Linked DNA regions of Homo sapiens: regions 1, 2, 3 and 5 are each linked to region 4. A link is a loop called in an ENCODE intact Hi-C map of the cell type or tissue named here. Cell type or tissue: heart left ventricle. All regions are shown on one strand. Region 1 overlaps CACNA1C (calcium voltage-gated channel subunit alpha1 C). Region 2 overlaps CACNA1C (calcium voltage-gated channel subunit alpha1 C). Region 3 overlaps CACNA1C (calcium voltage-gated channel subunit alpha1 C). Region 4 overlaps CACNA1C (calcium voltage-gated channel subunit alpha1 C). Region 5 overlaps DCP1B (decapping mRNA 1B).

The links. A loop is a pair of places that touch in the nucleus more often than their neighbours do. Peaks named below come from ENCODE experiments on the same cell type or tissue, not always from the same donor. Only the 100,000 strongest peaks of a DNase experiment are listed, where the experiment ranks them.
Region 1: it touches region 4 in a loop (2.1-fold over the local background); 10 of 110 quality-filtered maps call a loop at or near these places.
Region 2: a loop joins it to region 4, with 2.4 times the contacts of the local background. A loop is called at or near these places in 16 of 110 quality-filtered maps.
Region 3: it touches region 4 in a loop (2.9-fold over the local background); 76 of 110 quality-filtered maps call a loop at or near these places.
Region 5: a loop joins it to region 4, with 2.3 times the contacts of the local background. A loop is called at or near these places in 10 of 110 quality-filtered maps.

What each region holds. Positions count from the first base shown.
Region 1 is chr12:2,161,693-2,165,692 of GRCh38, reverse strand. All of the region lies in intron 3 of CACNA1C (calcium voltage-gated channel subunit alpha1 C), which reads right to left. It overlaps LOC107984131 (a long non-coding RNA gene), which reads right to left. Exons shown (of 2, transcript XR_001749435.2): 2 at 1-4,000. Among named protein-coding and RNA genes, the nearest start is that of CACNA1C-AS4, 60 kb to the left of the region's middle. In heart left ventricle, CTCF peaks have their summits at 2,115 and 3,913; DNase peaks (open chromatin) are centred at 1,952 and 2,322; H3K27ac peaks cover 3,851 bases.
Region 2 is chr12:2,182,684-2,186,683 of GRCh38, reverse strand. All of the region lies in intron 3 of CACNA1C (calcium voltage-gated channel subunit alpha1 C), which reads right to left. Among named protein-coding and RNA genes, the nearest start is that of CACNA1C-AS4, 39 kb to the left of the region's middle. RefSeq lists an enhancer at 2,474-2,973. In heart left ventricle, a CTCF peak has its summit at 2,353; no DNase peak of the experiment used is centred here; H3K27ac peaks cover 703 bases.
Region 3 is chr12:2,060,054-2,064,053 of GRCh38, reverse strand. The region is part of intron 1 of CACNA1C (calcium voltage-gated channel subunit alpha1 C); the gene reads right to left. Among named protein-coding and RNA genes, the nearest start is that of CACNA1C, 9.1 kb to the right of the region's middle. In heart left ventricle, no CTCF peak of the experiment used is centred here; a DNase peak (open chromatin) is centred at 2,443; H3K4me3 peaks cover 5 bases; H3K27ac peaks cover 270 bases.
Region 4 is chr12:2,271,288-2,275,287 of GRCh38, reverse strand. All of the region lies in intron 3 of CACNA1C (calcium voltage-gated channel subunit alpha1 C), which reads right to left. The region is part of intron 1 of CACNA1C-IT3 (CACNA1C intronic transcript 3); the gene reads right to left. Among named protein-coding and RNA genes, the nearest start is that of CACNA1C-IT3, 3.5 kb to the right of the region's middle. RefSeq lists enhancers at 602-1,195, 1,196-1,791. In heart left ventricle, a CTCF peak has its summit at 1,782; no DNase peak of the experiment used is centred here.
Region 5 is chr12:1,973,371-1,977,370 of GRCh38, reverse strand. All of the region lies in intron 3 of DCP1B (decapping mRNA 1B), which reads left to right. It also overlaps a transcript of CACNA1C not described here. Among named protein-coding and RNA genes, the nearest start is that of DCP1B, 29 kb to the left of the region's middle. In heart left ventricle, no CTCF peak of the experiment used is centred here; no DNase peak of the experiment used is centred here; H3K4me3 peaks cover 3,877 bases; H3K27ac peaks cover 4,000 bases.

The sequences.
Region 1 (4,000 bases), 110 kb after region 4:
GTTCACTCACCATGCATTTTCCACTTAAACAGAAAGGGATCATCTTAAGCCAGGTTAAGTTCATCCAGGTTTCACTGTCTAAAGCTGGGCGATGTTCATCCCGCCATCTACCACTCTTTTAGTTGGTAAGATTGAGGTATCCAAGGTTAGGAAGTGACTTTCCAAGCACTCAAAGCAAGGCAGTTGGAAAACTTTGATTCAGACCCAAAGTCTTTCTTGGGTCTTCATTGCTTAGATCACTGAGCCACCCTCCAAATTTAATACTTGAGAAGGCTTCAGTTACTTAAACCCAGAGCAGCTAGAAAAAGAGAAGCAAGTACCACAGTGTGTCTGTTGCTTTTGGTAGTTCAGGGACAATCTGGAAAATCTCTCCTTAGCAAATCACCTCAAGAATGAAGTGTCTTGTTAAAATAGTTTCTTATCACTGGATTTGTTTCCTTTTTCACAATTTTGTTTAAAAGTGCAGGTTTACAATTGATTTATTTGCACTGGCAGGAAGCAAGAGCAGCCTGTTTGAATCACTCACCAGAAACCTAAGACTCTAGAGAGTCAACCCATGTTTTTGTAAGTCTTCCCAATTCCATAAATTATGGAACTCTATTAAAATGCTATCATGTGCACAATTAGTACTGCTAGTGTTCTTATTAGAACTAAAATGGTTTTCCTCAAATCATTACACTGCTTATGAAAATGATAAAGGCACTGTCTTAAAATGCAACCAATAGTTTACAAGTCAGAAAATGCTCACCAAAGGACTAGAAAACACACCCCTCTGCTTCTTTCCCCTCCCCACTTCAATGACGATGACTGCCACCATTGAGTGAGCTCTGACACTGTGTGTGCGCCATACCTGTATTATCTCACATATTCCTCCATTGCCTTGTGAGACTGGCATTAACTCCATGTTTCTGAAAAGAAAGTGGTACTTAACAAGGTGACTTGCTCAAGGCCACACAACTATTAAGTGGTAGGGCTAAGACTGAAACCCAAGTTTGTCTGATTCCCCAGTCTCTGCTTCTAAACACTACTCAACACTCCCTCATTCTCTTTTGTGACCTTCCTGATATTATGAAGACAAGTTTTTAAGTTACATTCAGGCAAATCAGAGGTGCGGGTGATAAGCCACAACAGCTTACCAGGCTGCAATATGGGGAGCAGAGAGAGACAGGTAAAGGCAATGAGCATCTCTTCGGCTTAGTCTACAATTAGTTCCAGAACTTTGAATTTGAAATGGACCTTAAAGATCATCCAGTTCAACTCTCATTTTACAGATATGGACTGAGCAACCCAGAGAGGCAAAGGGATTTGCCCTGGCAACAAAACCTGGTCTCTGGGTTCCCAGGTCTCCATGTTTTCTACGCCCTCCACAATGCCTCATTCAGTGAACCGTCAGCCTTCATGTGTACCCAGCACAGCCAGGCACTGTGAGAGAGGAAGGAAAGCAGACCCAGTGTCTGGCCCCAAAGAACACAGTCAGGATTATTGTCCATGAAGCAGTCATAAAATGGTGCAAGGGGATATTCTTAAAAGCCCCAACATGGATGACAAACAATGAGGTCACATACATTCTGGGAATGGAGACTCCGTGAAAGGAGCAGGGTCTTGCAGCAAGGAGGGTTTAGATAGAGGAGGGGAGGGAGGAAGCCCACTCCAGGCCCTAGGGATAGAAGAAGCCACGGCAAGGTGGCGGGCAGCTTGGTTTTCCAATTACGCAGCCAAACCTAAAGAAAGAAAGAGACGTCACTTTTGGTATCTACTCCACACGGGAACGTGAACTTTTTACTCCAGCTGGGTTATGGGACCCAGAGCCCGAGAAGCCAGCCTCGGATGCAGGTGGCTCCAGTTATGTTTTAGATCAGCCACAAATAGCCCTTGCTTTGTACAGGGCCGTGACCCCGCCGAGCCATCATCATCACTGGAATGCCTCAGAGGCCAAGGGAAACACATGCAGCCGCCAGAGCCGCTGCAAAATCGATCCAAAATCCAGGGAGCGGGGGAGGAGGGCCTGACTCAGCCATGGTCAACTCGCCTGCCAAAGTCTTCTGGCACCTGGACCATGCTGGAAGACGCTTCTGGATCCCATTCTTTCTGTGAACCTTCACCACTGAAAGCCATTTTCCTTACCCCCACTAGAAAACAGAAAAGTGTACCCAGGATGTACCCACCAGGGGGTGGTAAGAAAAGTCACACATCTTGTTCCTAGGCTATCAATAGCAGGGTGGAAGAAGCATCACAGATGACAGAAAAAAAAAAGGAGCGCTGGGTGTGGAGTCCAAAGATTACACCCTGCCTTGGCCATTTACTTACTGTATGAACCTGGCCTGGTGCCCAAGCCATTCCAGCATCCGCTTCCTTATCTTTGAAGTGAGAATACGAATACTGCCTACGTCACAAGGCTGTTGTGAGGCTCAAATGATGGATGAGAAAATGCACTGTCAATTTTAAAGCATTATACACATTTCAGTGGTCACTTTTTTTTTTTTTTTTTTGAGATGGAATTTCACTCTTGTTGCCCAGACTAGAGTGCAATGGCGTGATCTCGGCTCGGCTCACGGTAGCCCCTGCCTCCTGGGTTCAAGTGATTCTCCTGCCTCAGCCTCCCAAGTAGCTGGAATTACAAGCATGCACCACCACGCCTGGCTAATTTTGTATTTTTAGTAGAGATGGGGTTTCTCCATATTGGTCAGGCTGGTCTCGAACTCCAGTCAGTGGTCATATTTTCCATCAGGGAAGGCATATCCGTGGGTTTTCCATGTGCATGGGCAAATGAGGGGCAGAGATTATTCTAGTTTTAATGAAGACGTTCAAGAAGGCAATGGCTTTGTGCTGGTTCTCAATGGAGTGGTTCACAAAAGTATACCAACAAGGAAATTTCATCTCAGCAAAGTTCTCTGTTTAGGGCATGGATGTCAATCTGGAAACGGCAAAGCCACTACTGATGGTAACATCACTATGGGCCAGGCAGTGTCCCAGGGGTTTTGTATTCATCATCTCCAACTCTTCTTGTCAGGAAGGCAATTTCTCCCCCAGGCCTACTGTTCACCCCTCTGCTATTCACGGGGGCACGTCCTTTCCTCTCTCTGCCCCGTCTCTAGGTCTCCCTGTAGAAGGAGTAGCTATTATAACTAGTTACTCTCAGGGACATTCAGTGGGCAGGCTTACTGTGCCTCAAAGACACGGCCTCCTCCTTCTTTTATTTATTTTTTGTTTTGTGGCTGATAAGAAAAAATGGACCACTGCCCTCTGAACTTTGCTTGCTATTTCCCCCAACTTTCTCTTGTACCCTCAGCCTCCATGTGGAAGGCAAACGGGGCAGACTTGTTTCCCTAGACACAAAATCAGCATCCTCATCCAAGCAGGACTGATGGCTGGAGAGCTGCTCCTCAGAGCGGTTTAGGTTCAGCGGGAGGGGACAGGGAGGCCTCGAATGGGAGGGGGTGGTGGTCAGGTGCTTGTGGAGCTCATTAAGAAAGGGACAACCTCTTTGCCATTTGGATATTGTGCTTTGGGAGTAAGGTGTGTCCTGAGAGGCCCTGGAAGGGTAGACAGGTAGACAGGAGCAGTTAGGCCCAAAACTAAACCCTGAACCCCTAACACTCATAGCAAACCTGCATTTTTATCCCCATTCCTACAGATGAGAAAACTAAGACTTACTCGTAAATAAACTACCATTGTTGACCTTACAATCTGGCTGGAAACAGATAATTAGAACATATCACGAGAAACAGAACAGTTAAGTGCCAAGCTCTGGTGGAGGTTCTAAGTGCCAGAGGTCAGGATATATTTTTGAGTGCTTCTGCTTCCAAACATCACTCTTTCAAAACAAAACACAAAGATCCCCAACCAGCATTTCTGCCCCCTGAGGCACCAGCAAGGTATATAAACGGGCTTGCAAAGTTTGATATACGGTCTCCAGCCTGGCTTTCTTTAGTCTGGGCTCAAAAGCCAGAACCTCTGGGGGCCAGAGAGCGCTCTTTGTTTGCCAAACAGCATTCTCGCA
Region 2 (4,000 bases), 89 kb after region 4:
TATGATTAAACTGATGTCCATTGTGCTATGGAAACGTGTAAGTGCTGAATTCCAGGCACATGGTATGAACAAGTCAGGGATCAATAAATCCATAAGCAATGTCTCCAGCACATCTCAGTTTGTCTCACAGACCCTGACCCCCAGGGTTTTTAGTCTCTATTTCTCCCTTCATTTCTTTAAAATAAAAAAAAGTGAAGGCAAGTTCTCTTGGGTACAGGCACATTTCACACTGAAAGGAACCCTTACCCCCTCAGCGGCCACCTGCCCATGGCCCGCAGCCGCTTCAGGACACCCCTAGGAGGATGCAGAGGTGGCCACCTTGCCTCACCCACAATGGACCTAGTCACTTGGGCCTAGATCCCAAGACAGCCTGCCTTCCCGGCCACCCATAACATGAGCCGAGAGGACCGACCACACAGCTGGGGACTGTGACTAAATGCCGGGAGGGAACCAGGGAAGGCTCTGTGCTGGCCACATGTCGGGAAGGGAGACCTTTATTGCAACCATCCCACGCTAATTGGTCCTGGGCTGGGCAGTTTTCCCATAAAGATGAGAGGACTGAAAGAAGCTCACCAAAAACCACAGCCCGTAGTGGAGGCAGCTGCTGAGGCGAGTCTGGCCGTAGCCACCTCAGAGTAGGGAACCGAGTGAGGTGCCTGGAAAAGGAGCCAGAGAGCGGCCAGGAAACGATCCGTGCCCTGGCTGAGAAAACCAATCAATCAGGCTACAAGTGTGCATTGGGCGCTCGGCACGGGACAGCCACAGAGAAGCCTGAGAGACTGCAGGAAGTCTAGACTGCTGCCCAGGCGCGGCTGGAGCCCACCGGGCAAAGACACGTGGTGCAGGAGGAAGGGTGAGTGACACTCCCAGGCCGCTTCTGCCCAGGGCCACACAGACAGGGCAGGAGGCAGTGCTGGGACTGCCCTGACAAAGTGCCACAGACAGGGCAGCTTACTCAACAGAAATGAACTTCCTGAAGGCTGGAAGTCCAAGATCAAGGTGCCAGCAGGGTGGATGTCTCATGAGGCCTCCCGCCATGGCTTGCAGTTGCCCCTCTTCTCCCCATGTCTTCACATGCTTTTCCTTCTATGTGTGTCTGTGTCCATGTGTGTCTGTGTCCAAGTTTCTTCTTTTTATAAATCCAATCATATTGGAGTAGGCCCACCCTAATGGTCTCATGCTAACTTAATCACCTCTTTAAAGACCCTGTCTCCAAATGCAGTCACATTCTAGAAGTACAGGAGACAGGGCTTCAACACATGAGTTTTGGGGGGACCCAACTCAGCCCATAGGATTTCAGCCAAGAGACAGGTGGGCTTCCGGGGTTAGGGCAAGGCCCTGAGGGCGTGGTGGGATATGGAGAGTAGACGGGGTGGGGAGCGGTGCAGGAAGTGCTCCAGGCTGGAGGAAGGACTGTCCCCTTCTCTCCTGCAGAACAACTCCTCCCCATTGTCTATCTCGCCTGCCTGCCACACATTCAAATAGAGAAGAATGTGGGCCACAGGTGAGGTGGGAGTGACAAAAGCCAGGGAAATAGGAACCCGAGAGAGACAACTTGGAGATGGCAGTGGGGACATTTGAACTCCTGCTGCTTGGCCACAGCATGGTGAATGAACTACAGCTGCGTTGAGTTGTAAAGCCCAGGAGCAATGAGCCACGCGGAGTAAGATTCCATGGCTGCCAGTAGGGCCTGTCCCCCCAAAAATATTAGCTCCACATGCCTTTCCTTAGGACTTTAACCCCAGTTCAATACTAAATGACTAAATACCCAGAGGTGGGGTCACATTTTAATTCACCATGAGCCCTTTAGATGTCAGTGCTAATGGGCATGTTTGGGGATAGCGGAAGTGGGATATATAAAGAGACTGCACCTCTGAGCAGGGTTGGAAAGCAAGGTTCTCTGCCTGCCTCTCCACGGCGCCTTGTTTGCCTGTCTTCCTCATTAGAACCTAAGTTCCGTGAGCCCAGGACTTAGCCTTGCTTCTCACTCTGCTTCCAGAGCCCATGACATGCCTAGAACATGGTTGACAAGCAAGAAATAGTTGTTGAACAGATAAATGAACAGGCTAATGAATAAACTATGTAGAAAGATACTTAAGCACTCGACAAGTTCATATTCTAGATGTAGCCTCATCAGAGAGGCAAACACATTCTTGGGTTGATGTGGTCTATGATCAGCCCTGCCAGGAACGACGAAGAAACATGTACCCTAACGTATTCACCGAAGACTCCAAACTAACACAAACTTATCTCAAATTATCAGGGAACCAGATCATCTACAGCAACCAGAAGCAGCTGTGAACCTCTGTCCCTGTAGTGGTAAACACAAGGGTATGGTCGGGAAGTCAGAGCTCCTCCTACAGTCCATGGAGCATCCTAGAAGATTTATAAGAATAAAGAAAGCAAGTTACAAAGCCGAGGCCTCGTGGCTTCAGAAGACACATTAAATAACAAGTCCCTTCGGCTGCTAAACACAGAGCCAGCATTCTCTTCCTGCCGGCTTTCAACACGCACACCTGAAAATCCTTCAGAACAACCGCAGCCCCAGCTCTGGTGCCTGCTTGCCTTGCCAAGAAATCAGAAGCTGCAGGCAGTGGGGGATGGGATGGAGAAAAGAGAGGAGATTCCTGCAGAAAAAGACTGGGCCAATTAGGAACAATTGCAAAAGCTTTCAGACCAGGCAGAGGCTGGCCCTCTCCTGCACATACCAGATCACTCTGTCTCCCTCTTCCACGTGGATGGATATAATTCATAACAGATTTTACGTTTACAGGAACCAGGCTGGAACATTTTCCACGCTGACTTTTCAGGCTGGTGACAACTAAGTATCTTAAGAACCTCTAGAGACAGAGCTGATGAGATACCGCTATTTCCTCAGCCACTGCCCTACCTGCTGGAGAGCCCCGTGACTAACCACCTGTTCCTATTTCCTGACCCACCTGGCGGGAAGGCAAGAGACGAGGGCAGAGCAGGGCTGGCCCTGGGGCCTTTCGCCTACCAAGCCCTCATTCTCCAGCCCCACTCTCTGTGCCCGCTAGCACATACCATGAGAGGATGCATCTTCATTTGTGTGGGACCGTGACATTCTGATGAAAGCCGGGGGGGGGTCTGTCCCCAGAAAAAGACGCAGACAACTTTTGTTGGTATATATTGTTAGCACGTCTTCAAACTGAACTATGCATCAGAATCACTGGGGAAACATTTCTGATTCCCGTGCAGCCCCTTCCCACACTTGTGGAAATAGAATCTCTAGAGAAGGCAGCCCAAACTTTGTGTTTAAGAGACCATTCCCGGTGCTTACCAGATCAGCGGGACACAGACCTATGAGCAGGTGTTAGGGAACCTCTGCATAGGGACTCATGCCCCTCAGGCGAAGGAGCTCTGTTCTCCTACAAGGTCAGGAAGGGAAGAAAACTTTCTTTTTTCTTTTTTTTTTTGAGCCAGGAATTATGTTAAGTGGCTTCCCTAAATTAACTCATTTAATTTCATTTTCATAGAAATCACGTCAGGGGGCTGGGCATGGTGGCTCACGCCTATAATCTCAGCACTTTGGGAGGCCGAGATGGGAGGATTGTTTGAGGCCAGGAGTCGGAGACAAGCCTGGTCAACATAGTGAGACCCCATTTCTATTAAAAATACTAAAAATAATAATTTTTTAAAAACAAAATAAAAGATCATCTGGGGGAAGTGATATCCCCATTTAAGAGGTGAAGAACAGAGGCTCAGAAAGGTTAAGGATTACCTGGCATCCGGTGGACTAAGGACCGAAACCAAGACCACCTTCTTCCAAAGTCCTCTCTTCCGAGGACAGCACCATCTAAACCCTGCCTGCAAGATGTCTGCACACGCGCCCCTTCCCTGAGCCGCTGCAGGGTGGGGTGTGCCTTCATCAGGATGGCCGTCATCACAGTGTCATCGTGGACCACTTCCTCTTTCCCCTACCTTGGACTCAGGGATGCTCAGGCGCACATCCCAGTCACCTTGCAGTACACAGTCCCTA
Region 3 (4,000 bases), 210 kb after region 4:
GCCCAGACTAAATACCAAACCCTCACTACTGACACAATAGGATTTCCTAATGCTGTAGTCTCATCTACGTGGGCTTCAAATTTGGGGCACTACCCAAGGAAGTGGGCTCTTAAAGCTAAAAAGTCATATTGCAGGGCCAGCAATTCCACTCCTAGGTAAACCCAAAATAACTAAAAATGGATTCAAATAGATACTTGAATACTGGTGTTCATTGCAGCACCATTCACAATAGCCAAAAGGTGAAAACGCAAGTGTCCATCAACAGAAGAATGGATAAGCAAAATGTGGCGTGTGCTTTCAATGAAATACTATTCAGCCATAAAAAGGAACGAAGTCCTGACACATGGTACAACGTGGATGAACCTTGAAGACATTATGCTAAGATACCTTTGAAAAATGCTAAAACCACTTTTTTGTATAATTGAAAGAAAACGCTTAATCCCACCTCCAAATGACAGCCAGCTCCCTAATTTCACGTGCTTCCTTTCAATGTCATCATTTATCATGTAAATTGTCATGACCTATCTAGGTCTGAAATTTGTGAGATATGTTATCAACAGTCAGACTACACAGCAAACTCCAACTGTAGAATTATTATTGCTGTTGGCTGGGCACAGTGGTTCACGCCTGTAATCCCAGCACTTTGGGAGGCCAAGCGGGTGGATCAAGAGGTCAGGAGATGGAGACCATCCTGGCCAACATGGTGAAATCCCATCTCTACTAAAAATACAAAAATAAGCCAGGCATGGTGGTGGGTGCCTGTAGTCCCAGCTACTCAGGAGACTGAGGCAGGAGAATCGCTTGAACCAGGGAGTCGGAGGTTGCAGTGAGACGAGATCGTACCACTGCACTCCAGCCTGGTGACAGAGCGAGACTACACCTCAGGAAAAAAAAAAAAAAGGAATTATTATTGCTGTCAATAACACATGAAAATCCATAGAGACAAAAGTAAATTCATGGTTGCCAAGGGCTGGAGAGAGAGGGGAATGAAAAGTGACTACCAATGGGTAAAGGGTATTTTTTGCGGGTGATGAAAATATTGGGGAAGTAGGTAGACCACTGAATCATACACATCAAAAGGGTAAATTTTACGGTATGCGAATTATACCTCAACAAAGCTGCTATTTCAAAATAAATAAATAAATAATGCATGAAGTCTGGAGAGCTCAGCTTACAGGGATGGTCCCCGGGACTCACGGGAATCTCGTTTGAGAATGGAGAGTGTCTATTTTCCTGGAGGGAGTGACTGAGGAAATATTCCAAGAATGGGTGGTGAAGCAAGGCCATGCCACAAATGGGTCCCCCGGGAGACAAGGTGTACTGACCTAGGTGGTCTGTGAAGGCCTGTGAGGAGATGTGAAGAAGCAAGGAGGGCCCTGGCAGAAACCCTGGGAATAAGGGGAAAGAAAGCCAGAGGACGGGACCAGGAGGGGAGGCGGGGTACCACGACAACATGCAGCCATCAAGTAAGAACAAGGATTCCAGCTCTGAGCTTCCACAAGGCAAATCTAAGCCAGGTTCCAGAAGGCAAGGACAAGGTCATTTTCCCAGGATAGAGAGATAGTGGGTTTCTCTTTCTACTGTTCTCCATGGGGAGAAGTAACAGAAAGAGCAAATGTTTTGAAAGTCCGACAGACCTGAATTTAATTCCCAGCCCCAACACTGTCTGGGTGGCTGTGGCCACATTGCTTAAGACTTTGGTCCTCAGTTTCCTTATCTAAAAAATATAATTAAAACCCACGTGGTAGGATTACTGTAAGGATAAAACATATTAAGCACATGAAGCACCAAGAACATTGTCTAACACATGCTAGGCATTCAATAAATGGTGGCTATTACTCTTGCTCTATTTTAAAATTATAACAAGGTAGATGTTATACCTCAATACAGCTTTTTTTCTTTAGAGAAAAATTAAAACATATATGGCTCCACAGATCACAGGACCAGAGCTGGGGGTAGAACAAGGTGCAAACAAATGCGAAAGTGCGAAAGTTTCCCAGCATACTTTTTGATGATGGGATTATTTTTGCTTTGGGAAACTAAAACTAATCCTGTCACTTAGACTATAATGTTAAAGCTCTTTCCTATTTTGATCAGTGTCTTAGGGAGCTACACAGAACTGTCCCCTCTATCTCCAAACCTGCAACATTTTGGCTATGAAAAATAAATAAGTTTATTTTCCAAACCCAAAGTTTACTTTTGAAGCAAAGTTTTATTTTCCAGCCCGTCCTCCTGTACTGGGAAGTTGGGTTTAGGTTTGGGGAATTCACGTTCAAAAGTGAGGAGACATTGGTTGCCCAGGTGGTGTTCTTCCTGCCCTCAATGGCCCTATTTTCAGGCCATGAAAGGACTTCAGGCCAGCGTGGCTTTGGACTTGAGGCCGAAGCCAGGCAGCCATGTGTGGTGGCAGTGAGGGGACAGCAGCATGGCAGGTGGACAGCTGCCAGGCGTCGGATACCCTGCATCCCCATGTCCTCACCCTCAGCTTGGAAACAGCAGCAGTGCCAGCAGTGCACATGGCTCCACCGTCCTGGGAGCCTACTGGCCACAGGCTCCTAGACTCTCTGGAGGGCAAAATACCAGGCCCATCTCAACCAATGGTTCACTTCCTCCCTGATTATTCTGGTATCAGCCAGACCACCTCAGACTCTGGTTTCTCTTTGTTTTACATTTTCACCTTTAAAATATTGAATAATGTCAGCCCTCCCACAACACCTCCAAAGTTGTTTGAAATGCTGTGAATGTTACTTCATGGCGTTGCTTTTCCAAACTCTGGTGCTCTGCTCGCTGATGGGGAGAATAAGAGTAGCTGATGTTTGAACAGCGATATACACTCATTCTCCTATTTGGATCCTCACAGCTGCCCTGCGAAGTGAATTGGCTAAGGATTATTATCTCCACTTTACAGACAAAAAAAAAAAAAGGGATTTGATTCCTTCTGAACTCTCAGAGAAAGAGATGAAGTCAAAGAATGTGACCCAAGACCCAAGTCATTTCTCTAGCCTACAGCCTTATTTATTCTTTAGCTATTTACTTTGTTACTTTTGTTAATGTCTTTGAAAGGTTTTAGCCCAACGTAGATTATTTTGGAAGAAAGAAAGGAATATAAATGACTGTACATGACACAATGGTTATAAAGTAAATAGAGCTTAATTGAGTACTCAAGTCAACATTTCTGCCCACAGGCAATATGGAGAAGAACATTCATTCACTGTCTAGATTTTGGCTTGGTTCTCTAAAGGACAGGAGACAAGATTATTTTATTTTCCTTTTAGCTAGGTTCAAGTGGGCAACACCAAGTGTAGCCGAGTGTATTAAAAGAAACCCCTGTTGGCAAATTGGCAGCTTGAATATTTCATGAAATTATCACAACACTATGTTCTGAAATGATGGCTTCCTCCAGGGAACTCAAAAGCCACATCTCTAAGCATGAGCCTGGCTCATGCCTCCGTCTTCAAGCTAGACCGAGTCAGCCTCAGAGGCCTTCCAGTTTCTCAGAGATGACTTGAAAGAGTATGAAACAAGTCAGCCAATGAACACTTCAAGGAAGATGGGAATGTCAGAGGCAGGTCCTAGTGATTCTCTTCCATGGGCTGAGTCTACCACCACTGCTGGGAATGTCTCCTGGGAGTAGGCCGGGGGTCCTAGGAGACCAACCCTGACATGGGAGCAGAAAGACGCCCTTGGTCGCCCAGCTCAGGTGGAGTCTGTGGCAGCCTGTCTCACAGTCTCTACCCTGGGGCTGATCTGTGTGTCTATACCCCAGCTACTGGTAATGCCAGCTGGTCCATGAAGAATCCCAGCAGCTCACCAGGGAAGTCCCACAGCACAGCCCGGCTTCCCATCCCCATCCCACTCTCGCAAAGGGGCTGAAACAAGCCTAGATTGGGGCCGAGAGGAAGTGAGCAAATAAAAAAGGCTTAGAGGCAGATCTGTTTGCAGACAAAATCGTGATCTGAATTTTGCAGGAGTTTCTTGTGGACATGTATGAACTTCTACT
Region 4 (4,000 bases):
CCACACAGAGCCTGACATGTATTGGGCAAAGGAAAGAAAGATCACGTTTGCCGGGCTAACATTGCTGATGATGACTGCTAGCTAGCAGGACAATGATTACACACCAAACACACTGCCACAACTAATTTTCAAGCAGATCAAAATAAATCAGAAAACAAAACCATTCTGACAGCAGAGAAATGTGGAAACCTGTTAGGAGGTAATTACGGTCCTTTCCGCCTTGTTTCACCTGCATCTCTCCCACCACTGGTGCAGGCATGGAATCCCAATCATCACTCTGTCAAGAGGCCTGTGTGCCTGAAGGTTTGTGCAGGGCAGGCCAGGCTGGGAGTGCTGCCACCATGCCTGGCTGCCAGGGACCAACATCTCCTGACAGGGACATTCGTCCATCCCTGACACTTGAAGACACTGTCTCATCCCAGCCGGGGCCCCACACCAGCCAGCCTGGAACTCCACCATCTCATGTTCCTTCAGACAAACCCCATCAGTCCCCGCTCTAGACTGCACCCTCAGACCATACCGTGGAAAGAGCCCAGCTTCGGAATCAGACAGCCCTAGGTGTAAATCCCAGCTTCACTAATTACGGCCTCCTAGTTAGATGGCCTTGGGCAAACTACGTGAGTTCCAGGGGCCTCAGTTTCCTCATGTGAAAACAGGATACAGGAATGCCTAGCTTATGCAGGGACCGTGTGAATTAGAAACCGTGCACGTCGGGAAGCCACTCCCTGGTTTGCTTTCTGAGGGGCTGCTGTGCTCACCGTCACTGTTCTCTCTCACAAGTCTCACCAGAGCAGTCACCAGCGGCTGAAAACTTTCACTGCAACCCAGTGGCTGCCTGGGAGCCTTCCTGGTTGATGAAGTGTCTCAGGACGTCTCTCCATGGGGCAAAAGGAAACCTTCCCTTTTCCAGATCATGCTTCCCCTATTACCTGAAGGAAGCCCTCCTAGCTCAGAAACATCAGCAGGTACTTGGAGCTGAACGAAGGAAGCAGGCAGTGAGTGAAATGAACACACGCAGTGAGAACGACTCGGGAGTGCTCATATCCTCTGAGAGGACGCCTGGGCCCCACAGCACTTTCTGAGGGAACTGCTGGACGTCCAGCTTAGAAATGGGGCCCACAGGACGAGGACTTGCTGCCATAAACGAGGAGGCCGTGAAGATAAGGGCACGAGGCTCTAGATCATTATCAAGCACCCAAGTGGGACCTTATGCCACTCCTTCGACCCAGGGCCACCTTTTAACACTGAGGCCAGGATAGCTCCTGCCGCGTGCTGGACAGGACGCAGGTGAACAAGCCCTGCCTGCTGGAGGCTGCCAAGCACAGCCCACACCCCTTGCATGGACAGTCGGTCAACAGCCACCCATCAGGTGCTCATCAGGTCAGGGGCACAGCCTGCACACACGTGCTGTCCAGGCATTTGCACTGAGGGAAACAGACAGCCTCCTTGACCCCCTCCCGTTCTCTGCCCCCTAACCAAGCCCGGGGTCAGGGAGAGGGGGTTGACCGTCTCCCTTCCCTGTAGGAACTTTCCCTATGTTGCCCTTTCAGATTTGCAAGCGTCTTCTCTTAGCCCATAGGAAATCGTGCAAAGTTCCTTGAACACCCCTCCGTCTATCTGAGCTTTGTTTGCCAAGTTACCCCAAGAAGTCTAGATTCTTCTTCTGGTTTCACTCTGATTTGATTCCCAGAAAAGGTCACATGCCTCTCCCCATCTCCAAAACCAGCAGCATGTCTCCATGGTTCTGGCCGTCCTGCTGGTCCTAACCCAGCAGCCTGGAGGAGCTCCCAGCCCACAGAAAGAGCCGGCTCTGGGAGTCCAGTTTCTTCTCTGCCAGCCCTGTACTTCCCCTAATGATCCGTGCCTGGGCCCTGGGCTCTCCACTTTGAGCTGTTGATACAGTTGGCCCTTTGCATTCTTGGTGATTCAACCAGCCACAGATAGAAAATATTTGAAAAGAAAATTTTTAATAAAAATAATATGACAATAAAAATCATACCAGTAAATGAAAACAGTACATCATAAGAACTATTTATATAGCACTTACACCGTATTAGGTAGTATAAGTAACCTGGAGATGATTTAAGGTACACAAGAGGATGTGCATAGGTTATATGAAAACACTATGCATTTTATGCAAGGGACTTGAGTACCTAAGGATTTTGGTATCCAAGGGGTTGGGGAGTCCTGGAACCAATCACCTGTGGATACCAAGGGACAACTGTATTTAGATTGGAAAAGATAAAAAAGTCACCTGGGCAAATAACCTTTAAACACTAGACTACAGTCAAGAAGCAAAGATATCACTGGGACCTTCTAACGCGGACAAAATTAAACTGTAATATGTAATATGAGCAGTTTCTTTTTAAGGGCCAACATCAGAGTCTTGTTTGCCTATAAACTGATTTCTTCTAGCTGTGGAGCTATTTTATTCTGATCCTGGGCCTACGAACATGTGTCCAATAGAACGGATAAATGTAACGTAGCACTAGTCATAGAAAGTGTCCCTGTTTCAGCGAAGGATCAAGTCCCAGGCAGTGGCCACAGCCCTTTTGCTGTCATCTCACGGCACAATGCAGAGGAAGCTCCACATTATAATACTGATGGGGTGAGAAGAACAACAAAGCAAATCAACTGCCTTGGAGTGACTGCTCTACACAGCCAACCGTCAAACTCCCATGATGCTGGCCCTAGGAATAACTTCCAGGAAGTTCAGCCTTTCTTGTGTTCTTAAGAAATTATAGCAAATTTACAGGCAAATCCACAGGTTTTCAGTTTTGGAATATCTGCTGTCTGGCTTCCGGCTCAAGGCATCAGTAGAGAAAGCAATAGGCTGCTTGGGAGGAGGTGACTGATGATACGAGGCAGACACCAGCCGGGGAAGCAGGAGGAGGCAGGAGGCAGAGGATGGTGATCCACAGGCATGGACAAGCCTTCAGGGCAGAACTGGAGCTGGAATCGAAGAATGGATAGGCTTTGGAGGGAAAGGTGAGGAAGGAGAGCTTTTCAGGCAGGGTAAGGCAGAGGTGAAAACAAGTAGGAGAATGGGGCCCATAAACAGATTTTCCTGGTGAAGCAGAGGGTTTGTGGCCAGGAATGGGCACAGCCAGACAGCAGATTGTAGACAGGATTGATTTGGCCTGCATCTCCAGACAAGCAACTCACTGAGGGGTTGTGAGCAAGGCAATAGCTCGATGGAAGAGATGCTTGGGGAACACTGGGGGATACTAGTCCCGTTGGTGGCCTTGCGGATGCTCCATCTCTCCAGAGTCCTAGGAGGATGCTCTGCCCAGAAGAGTATGCTTCTTGAAATAAATAAGAGCAAACATTTGCATGGCACATGGCATGCATTAAGCACTGTTTTCTGCACTTGACACACTTAAACATTTTTTTTTAGACAGTCTCACTCTCTCACCCAGGCTGGAGTACAGTGGTGTGATCACAGCTCACTGCAGCCTCAAACTCCTGGGCCCAGGCAATCCTCCTGCCTTAGCCTCCCAAGTAGCTGGGACTACAGGCATGCACCACCATGCTCTGCTAATTTTTTTTTTTGTAGAGATGGGGTTCACTATGTTTCCCAGGCTGGTGTCAAACTCCTGGGCTCAAGCAATTCTCCTGCCTCGGCCTCCCTAAATGCTGGCATTACAAGAGTGAGCCACCATGCCTGGCCTTGACACAATTTAAACTGTTTAATCTTCATACTAATTCCCTACCATAGACACTATTTTCATCCCCATTTTATAGATTAGGGTATCGAGGAACTAAAATGTTAAACAACTTATACCCAGCTAGTAAGTGGCAACACCAGGACTTGAACTCAGGCAGTCTGAGCTGGAATGGAAAGAGCGAACAGCCTTTGGAGGTACTCAGAATACCTAACTCCTTAAGCTACACTGCCTCATGGGGGAGATTCTCTCTGAGTACTTTTCCCAAGGCTCAGGGTAGCCTCCACTTCTCAAAAGGGAAAATACCCGCTCTGGGGCTGCACCTTGGACTTAAA
Region 5 (4,000 bases), 300 kb after region 4:
TGTCTTCCTGTTTCCCACTTCATGGTAGAGACGGAGAATGACACCTCTCCAACGAAGGCAAACCAGTAGCCACAGCTGAACTGTGTGATTCACCCTCATCATGGCCGAGCATGCTAACAGATCTGTGCTTTTTAAGCTTTCTCCTAGGCTTCAGGCTACATGGAGGAATAAAAGCTCTTCCAACTTAACAAATTCTAAGACTTGGAGACTTTGTTACGTCTTTTCTTAACCTTGCAATCAGTTTAGGCAGTGATTACAAAAGCAATCTGGAAAGTTAAAAGTGAACTCTGTGTAAATTTATTACCAAGTAAATGAAAGACACATTATCTGCCCAGAGATAACTGAGGGTTGTTTTCCATTCTAGGATATTTATTGGCATATTGATAGTCGCAAATAGTAGTTCCTAATCTTCTGTGAGTCACAAACCCCTATGAGAATCTGAAGACTTTTCTTCTTCCCTTTTTTCCTTCATTTCTTCCTTCTTTACTTCCTACTTTCCTTCCTCCCCCTCCCTCCCTCCCTCTCCCCCTTTCCTCAAATATATTTGCTTGACTGCTGTGTGCCAGACATTGTTTTAGAGGGTCTATGCTTTGCACTTTTTCACCTCCCAAAATTTGCATATATACATGACATTTTGCATATAGTTTTAGGGATTTTATTGAACCCCTAAAGCTCTCTAGGGTCAAGAAACTAATATTTAAAGTAACTATATGGCTAAAAATACTTGACATTCTTACTAGGCAAAAACTTAGTATTTGCAGGAATAACAGAATACATTTCTCTTCGGGATCTGCCCAGGAAGACAAGACCTTAAAGTAGACTCATTCACATCATGAGCAGTGAGGAATGGGAGCCGAGGAATTTGACATTTCATATTTAGTCAGAATAGGTAACCTATACAGTCTTGAGGCTCTTTTACTGTATGTGAGAGGAGTGGTTGGTTGAATTAGAAACTTTCAAGGACTCCTTTTAAGCCTGCATTTAATGAGAAAGAAAGAAGAGCCACCAAAATTTAAAAATCATAATGTGGTCACTGAATCTTACTTTGTGTCTCTAAGTCTCCTTTGCCATTCCGACTGAAAAATTGATCTATTTATTATGCACCATTGCTTAGAGAGCTAACATGTTAATATATGATAAAGGGTTATACGTCTACTGTGACTTGAGTGATGAAACTTGTCACTGTGACCTTTAATCCAAAATGACTTTTTTGTTCTCTGTCAGTACTCCACTTAGGCTGAAAGGAAGGGATCTAAACTCTAAAGAAAACTATCCATCTAAAGAAAGGCTCTGAAAAATCTCAAGTAAAGCAGAATTTCACTCTTGAGCCTTGTGGTATCTCTGGATTTCGTATTTCTATTTTTCTGTGTGTTGAGTTGTGACACCAGATAGTTCCTTGAAACACACACATAAGCAGATACACAGTGTGAGTAAACAACCCTTCTCTTCACCCTGACCATCCAATTAACACAGTTTCTACTTCTCCATCATAACTGCCAGGGGACTCACGGAGAGAACCTTCATGTGAATATATACATTTCTTATGTAACTTAACAATCTGACATGCTGAGGTGAGGAAAAACCCATGTGGCAAAGTCATATATGGTGATTTACAGCTGCTACAAAGTAAAGTCACTTGTTTTATCCTAAACCATAAAGACTATTAAGGTTCTCAGCTTGACCAAGAAAACATAGTAATGCTATTCAGATTGATACGCTGCATCTGTGGCTTGGACATGCAGTGTATTTTATGTTTTGTGTTTAAGAGAGCCCAGTTTAGCATGGTGGAAGTCTAAATTCTTGGCAGAGAAAAGCTGGGTTCCAAAACATTTTCTTAAATGCTTAATAAGGAAAGCATCTTTTAGTTTCCCTACCCTTTATCTATAGTAAGTGGTCATTATGGCTATATAATGTGTATTCTTTTAGATTCTGTGTTTTATATTACTAATTTTTGTCCAAAAATCATTTAGTAAATAGTTTCAAATAATCAAGTTCTGGAATCAAAGTAAATTTACTGCTTAACCCACAGAAGGAAAAATTATGGGTTTTGAAGAAGGAAAACAATTTTGGCCAAGAACTTGTATTAGAATTACCTTATGTATAGCCTTAGAGCTCTTATTTCATAGTAGAACCAAAACACAATTTAACTGTTTAAACATAAAGGGTTTTTGGAAAGAGTCTTTTGGAAAGTAGTATCTCCTATGTCTATATTCACAGATTAAGGTAAAAATGAAAAAATAAAGAAACTCTGACTTTTCTTTAATCAGGAAGTAGCACTAGGCTCCTTTGGCTAGACTACTGCTATGTCAAATTGTAGAAATATTTCTGTGATCATGTGTTTTATAGTTAGGCTATTTTCAGCAGAGCTATTCCTATCATTGTTAAACACTCAATTAAATCATCTGGCTCAAATATGAAGAAGTCTGTTCTTCATTGGAACAAATTTTTGACCTGTAGAAATATTCTGTTTTAAAAATAAGCTTAAGCATAAATAGACATGTTTAAACATAGCTTTCTCAAAAACTGCGATTATAGGAGACTGGACTTATTTATGTACATTGAGATTCACTTATGGTGATAGTTGTCAGTGTGTTGCTGGAATGACTGACATGCATCTAAATCTTACATTTTTCAGGTCATTCAGGTGCTTATATATGTAAGCTTGGGATTGCCATTATCAAACGCGACTAGAATATGAATAGCTTGGATTTTCTGGTAGACCAAAGTACTATTAGTTATTATTTGTCCTTTGTTTTTCCATAATGAAGAGAAATGCATGTGATTTTGCAGAATTGTTGCATCCTTTGAGCTCTTAGTTGCCAGTGCCTAACAAGTAGTCAATCAGGAAGAATGGTATATGGTAGAGTTGTAATAGTAAATACACATTAAACGAGTACATTAGTGTCTACATAGTGCTGGATCAATCGAAATATACAGTCTTCGGGAGCTCATATCCTAATGACAGAATCCCATCAACACTACTTAAGCATAAGAAGGTAAAGTGTTTGAAGCAAAATAAACTCTCAGTGAAGGTTGAAGGAGAACAAAAGCGGTGATATGAGGAGACTGTCCATGCTGAAATTTCTGGTAGAAGGTGTAATCAATTGATAGAGAATTCTAGCATATCTAGTCCACATGTTGAATTATTCCAGGAAGTGATAATTATTGATATTAGCAATTACAAGGGTTATTGATGGTAGAAGAGCTTGAAGTCTTAGATTTCATTTCAACTCAGCAAGTATTTGTTGAATGTCTGCACATGCTGTTTGCTGTACTGGGTGTTTTAACAAAGTCCTCCCCTCCAGGAGCTTATAGTCTAGTGGAGGGAACAGATTTATAAATGCTTAATTTATTACCTTTTTTACTACAAGGATATACAAAACTACAGGAGCAAAGAAAAAGTTGGGACTGTTTATTCCTAGAGGAGTGAGAAAGCCTGGGTCTTCAAGGACGAGTAGAGAGAAGGAAAAGATGTATTAGGGACTCCCTGCATGATATTTGTGGCCAAGGAGATTTTGAAATTTTTCAGCAAGATTATGAACAAATGAAAATATAAATTTAAGTGGCCAACAAAGCAGAATAAGTTGTTTCTATTTATATTTGTTGTAAACTATGGACTTTTCTGCTTCCTAATTTTTAAAAGTTTATTTACTCTGTTATATCTCTTAGATTAAAGGAACAAATAAAACTAGGAAATTAGTATACGATGAAAAAGATTCCATATGACCTTTGGTAAACCTGAGGGTAGTAGATGACCTCAAGGTTCCCAGTTTAGGAAGATGATGATCTCTGGGAAGATTAGGAAGATTGAATGATATAACATGAATCCATTATAAATTAAAACTTTCTAAAAGATTAAATCTGTCTTTTACTGGGAAAGTAATAAATTCTCATTTATAGTTGGAGAGTACATATTAATTTAATCCAAATTAGTATAATGCTTTAATTCAGAGAGTTTTGTTTGTTTTTAATGGCATTAACTTTCTAATAACATTAATTT